Linked DNA regions of Homo sapiens: region 1 is linked to region 2. A link is an interaction called in ENCODE POLR2A ChIA-PET data of the cell type or tissue named here. Cell type or tissue: Caco-2. All regions are shown on one strand. Each heading gives the region's core, and the rest is flanking DNA. Links, peaks and the distances in the headings are about the cores only.

The links. ChIA-PET counts read pairs that join two places held together with the same protein. Peaks named below come from ENCODE experiments on the same cell type or tissue, not always from the same donor. Only the 100,000 strongest peaks of a DNase experiment are listed, where the experiment ranks them.
Region 1: POLR2A ChIA-PET joins it to region 2 with 6 read pairs; 13 of 35 experiments call an interaction of 5 or more read pairs at or near these places.

Annotation. Positions count from the first base shown.
Region 1 is chr20:49,999,196-50,002,007 of GRCh38, forward strand. No RefSeq gene overlaps it. Among named protein-coding and RNA genes, the nearest start is that of SNAI1, 18 kb to the left of the region's middle. RefSeq lists enhancers at 71-190, 241-620. In Caco-2, for the core only: no CTCF peak of the experiment used is centred there; no DNase peak of the experiment used is centred there.
Region 2 is chr20:49,944,240-49,947,051 of GRCh38, forward strand. It overlaps RNF114 (ring finger protein 114), which reads left to right. Exons shown (of 6, transcript NM_018683.4): 3 at 1,143-1,249; 4 at 1,897-2,011. Among named protein-coding and RNA genes, the nearest start is that of RNF114, 9.2 kb to the left of the region's middle. In Caco-2, for the core only: no CTCF peak of the experiment used is centred there; a DNase peak (open chromatin) is centred at 1,712.

The DNA of each region.
Region 1 (2,812 bases), core at 285-2,784, 55 kb after region 2:
TCCTACGGTTTCAGGCACTCTGCGTCTCTTACCAAAGTCTGGGGACCTGAGCTGGCCTGCAGATCCCAGGGTCTGGCATCCTGTTTCATCCCCTGGAATCCTGAGTGCCAGGGCTGGGCAGCCCAGACCTGGAGGAGCCGGGACACTTGCCGTGCACACTTCCTCTCTGGGTACAACCTGGAAGGTCCTCAGGCTAGGGGACGCAGGGCACCAAACTCAATTCTATTTAGCTGGAGCTATGGCCTGAAATAAAAGCTTAAATGGGGCTGAAAAGGTAGCAGCAAGGAGAAATGAAACCCATGTGTCACTCATGGGGGCCCTCGGGACGGGGATCCCTCAGAGAAACTCATCTTTACCCCAGGGAAAGACCCAGCGCTGGGCACGGGGCTTTCCCAAGGCTGTCAATCTTCTGCTTGCAGTTACAAATGCCACCAATGTCTCACTTTGTGACCCAGGATGAGTCCTTGCCTTCTCCAGCTTCACTTTGCAGGTCACCAAAATGTGCTTAACTTTTGACCCAATAATAAAATAAAAAGCACTTTAACACACACATTTTACCCAGCACGTTTCAGTAGAGCAAACACCATCAACAATCTACATGCCCAGCACAAGTGGATTGTATATGTTACCTGGAGTCCTGGTGTGTTCTGAAAACTTTGCAATTATAGATGATTATACAATCCCTAAAATATACATGGTATGTATATTTTTCTCTATTTTTTTTTTTTTTTTTTTTTTGGAGACAGGGTCTTGCGCTGTCATGCAGGACGGAGTGCAATGGTGAGATCTCGGCTCACCGCAACCTTGACCTCTCGGGCTCAAGTGACCTTCCCATCTCAGCCTCCTTAGTAGCTGCGACTACAGGTGCATGCCACCACGCCTCACTAATTTTTGCATTATTATTATTATTTTTTTTTTGTAGAGACGGGGTCTTGCCACATTGCCCAGGCTGGTCTCAAACTCCTGAGCTCAAGTGATCCTCCCACCTCAGCCTCCCAAAGTGCTGGGATTACAGGCATAAGCCACCATGCCCGGCCCATTATATGTATCTCATATGAACAGAGAAAGAATAAGCCTGGCACATGATTAGCAGCCCAAAATGCTTTTTTTTCTTCTTCTCGAGATGGAGTCTCTCTCTGTCACCCAGGCTGGAGTGCAATGGCGCAATCTTGGCTCACTGCAATCTCCACCTCCCAGGTTCAAGCAATTCTCCTGCCTCAGCTTCCCGAGTAGCTGGGATTACAAGCATGCACCACCACATCCAGCTAATTTTTAGGTTTTGTTTTTTTGTTTGTTTGTTTTTTGAGCTGGAATCTTGCTCTGTTGCCCAGGCTAGAGTGCAATGGTACAGTCTGACCTCACCACAACCTTCACCTCCGGGGTTCAAGCGATTCTCCTGCCTCAGCCTCCCCAGTAGCTGGGACTACAGGCACACGCCACCACGCCTGGGTAATTTTTGTATTTTTAGTAGAGATGGGGTTTCACTATGTTGGCCAGGCTGGCCTCGAACTCCTGACCTCGTGATCCACCTGCCTTGGTTTCCCAAAGTGCTGGGATTGCAGGCATGAGCCACAGTGCCCGGCCCCAAAATGTTTCTTGAACAATTAAATGAATGAACGAATAAGCGGTCAGTACTCAGTGAATATTTGTTGACAGAAAGGAAAGGAGAAAAAGAAAGGAAAAAAGGAAGGATCTGGAAGGTTTGTACCCACAGTCACAGTGATTTTCTGGGAGAGGAGGCTGAGGCAATGGCGAGGAGGAGGGCATTTCCTGTTAGGTAATGTTTAACCTCTTCTGCGTCTGTATTATGATAGCTTCCCCTAAGGGAGCATCTTTTAGTTCACAAGCAAGCAGTCAATAGTCCCACGGACAAACTCGATTGTCACACATTGCCTTGAGAAGGTGCTGACAGGCAGAAAAAGCAGTTTGCCAAGCAGCCTGAAAAAATGATATGGCCCCATTTCTTTTCTTTTCTTTTTTTTTTTTTTTTTGAGAGAGTCTCACTCCGTCACCCAGGCTGGAGTGCAGTGGCACGATCTCAGCTCACTGCAACCTCCGCCTTCTGGGTTCAAGCAATTCTCCCACCTTAGCCTCCCAAGTAGCTGGACCTACAGGTGCATGCCACTACACCTGGCTAATGTTTGGTAGAGATGAGGTTTCACCATGGTGCTCAGCTGGTCTTGAACTCCTGAGCTCAGGCGATCCACATACCTCAGCTTCCCAAAGTGTGGGATTGCAGGCGTGAGCCACTGCGCTTGGCCAAGGCCCCATTTCTGTAAAATTTTACCTCTAGCTTTACCCATCCTTGCCTTCACACAGAGGGAAGCGCCTGTCTGCCCTGGGGGTCAACAGTGGTTCTGTCTGGATAGTGGGGTGGCTGGGGTTAAGTTTTCTTTTTTATAGGTCTCTGAATTTCTGTAATGAGCATGCACCAGGCATGGGTTTTGGGTTTTTACAGGCTCACACCTTTAACTCCAGCACTTTGGGAGGCTCAGGCAGGAGGATCCCTTAAGGCTAGGAGTTCAAGGCCAGCCTGGGCAACATAATGGGACCCCACCTCTACAAAAAGTAGTAACAGTAAGGAGTATGTATTTTTCTTTTTAAACAGAAACACACACACACAGGAAAAACATGCAACACTTGGCAATGTTCCGGGACCTAGGGGGTCTGGCACTCTGCAGTCATGGCCACCCTGTCAATCTTGAGGGCCATAGAGTGACATTTGGGTGCCCTGTGGTGCCCACCCTGAGCACTGCCAGTGAACTGAATCCATCCTCCACCTCAGTATCTATGGACAGCTCATTCTTCAACT
Region 2 (2,812 bases), core at 202-2,701:
TTTGTATTTTCAGTAGAGACGAGTTTTGCATGTTGCCCATGCTGATCTCGAACTCGGGAGCGTGAAGTGATGGCCCACCTCAGCCTCCCTCAGGATTACAGGTGTGAGCCACCGTACTCCGCCCATGATGGGCTTTTTGTTTGTTTTACTGTATGCTTTTGCTTTTCTCCATTTTCAAGATTAGTGATTGTACTGTTGGCATGCCTCAGAAAATGTTTTTCTTTCCTTTATCTTCCCTCTTTTCTTCAATTCTTAAAACTTTCTTTCTTTTTAGAAAACCTGTAATGAAGCACTATTCTCTGGGTTTTCTTCTCTTTCTGTTTTACTGTTGCACAGCCTAGATTTTATATGAAAGGCTGGGCCGGGCGTGGTAGCTCACGCCTGTAAACCCAGCACTTTGGCAGGCTGAGGCAGGCAGATCACTTGAGGTCAGGAGTTCGAGACCAGCCTGGCTAACGTGGTGAAACTCCATCTCTACTAAAAATATGAAAATTAGCTGGGCCTGATGGCACACACCTGTAATCCCAGCTACTCAGGAGGCTGAGGTGGGAGAATCACTTGAACCCGGGAGGCGGAGGTTGCAGTGAGCCGAGATGGTGCCACTGCACTTCAGTCTGGGCGACAGAGTGAGTGAGACTCTGTCTCAAAAAAAAAAAAAAAGAGAATTTAGATTTTAAAGATTATTTCTCAGAGGCTGGTGATAGATACTTTAACCAGGGTTAGTGGCTTTTATATGTTTTACCTAAAGGATCACTTTTCTCTGCTGCACATAACAGAATGTGGTTTTTGGCTTGCTGTAAGGAGACTAGTTTAAATGCTAGTATAGAAAACTTTTAAAAACATCCTAGATTTGGAGCTTGTCTGTGAGCAGACAGCCTATCATGAATAGGAGCAAACCTCTAGGAGAGTTATTTTAGAGTGGAAGTGGATATCCTGATTTAGTCGAATAAAATAGCAGCCTTGGTATTAATGGGAAATCTGCAATAATCAGGGTTTCAGCCCCATCAGCGTAGTCAGGAGTTTGGTGAGATTATTTGCCAGGGTGGTGTAGGTCTAGTTTTCTTTGTGCCCTTGTTTGGGACTATATTTTGCCTGTTGCAAGGTCCTCACTAACTTATGGGCTCTGATTCTTCCTATTTGAGTTCTTCCTGTCCAAGATCCGGTCCCACGTGGCTACTTGTTCCAAATACCAGAATTACATCATGGAAGGTGTGAAGGCCACCATTAAGGATGCATCTCTTCAGCCAAGGTAAATGACTCAGTCTCCCCTTAGGTGGAGGTCATCTCTTGCTATTAATACAAAGAGGTTGCATGCCCAGGGGTTTAGTTGTATGAATTGTTATGCTGGCTAAAGCTGATACAAGTATTTTGGGAGGAGTATGCAAGGGAGGACTCTGGTGTTCACTTCAGATGTTAGCTGAGCTATATTCTTTTTTTCTTTTTTGAGACAGAGTCTCGCTCTGTTGCCCAGGCTGGTGTGCAGTGGTGCAATCTCAGCTCACTGCAACCTCTGCCTCCCGGGTTCAAGCGATTCTCCTGCCTCAACCTCCCAAGTAGCTGGGATTACAGGCACCTGCCACCATGCCTGGCTAAATTTTGTATTTTTTAGTAGAGACAGGGTTTGTCATGTTGGTCAGGCTGGTCTTGAACTCCTGATCTCAGGTGATCCGCCTGCTTTGGCCTCCCAAAGTGCTGCGATTACAGGCGTAAACCACCACGCCCGGCCAGCTGAGCTGTTATTTTCACAACACTTGACCTGAGTCTGAAGTGATCATCAGCATCCTTATCATTACACATTTGGTGAGCTTTGCTCCTTTTTGGAGTGTACTGTGGTTGAAGTTTAATGGAAAGGTACTCACAGAAAAGTTTTCTTTTTTCCTGTGTTTCACCTTCCAGGAATGTTCCAAACCGTTACACCTTTCCTTGTCCTTACTGTCCTGAGAAGAACTTTGATCAGGAAGGACTTGTGGAACACTGCAAATTATTCCATAGCACGGATACCAAATCTGTGGTGAGTAACCTTTTTTTTTTTTTTTAAACTTCATTAAGGGAAAGGATCAAGCTTGGAGAAAAATGACGGGATTAGTAGAATGAACTCCTGTGTGCCCTTCACCTAGATTGACAGATTGTTAACATTTTACCATATTTGCTTAACCATGCTCTATAGTACACATTTTTTGCTGACCACTTGGGAATAAGCTACAGATACCATGACCATTTTTGCACCCTGAATACTTCGCACCCTGATACAGGAGTGTGTATGTCTTAAGAACAAGAATGTTTTCTTGGAAAATTATATTTTTGTGTGTATAATTAATCATATTCAAGAAATTTAACATTGATTCAATCTAATGTCTAATGTGAAATTCATGTTTTAATTTTAACAATTGTAATGTCTTTCATAGCAATTTCCCCCTCCCCCCAAGGCAGAGGCAGGGATGGTACACGAGTTCTCTGTCCTCTGGGTGCTACATTAAGTCATGTGATGTCTGTTGTTGGTAACATTAACTTGGTTCCCTTGGTGTCCACCAAATTTCTCCATGAAGCTGCCATTTTATTTTTGGAAGTAGCTTCTTCATAGTTGTGGGGAAAGAGGATTTAGGTGAAATTATTAGGAAAAGGCTTATCAATCCTTGGACATTTTACTCAGATATTACCTACTGGCATGTGTAGTCTCCTTTAAAAAAAAAAAAATGTAGGCTGGGCACGGTGGCTCACACCTGTAATCCCAGCACTTTGGGAGGCCAAGGCGGGTGGATCAGTTGAGGTCAGGAGTTCAAGATCAGCCTGGCTAACATGGTGAAACCCCATC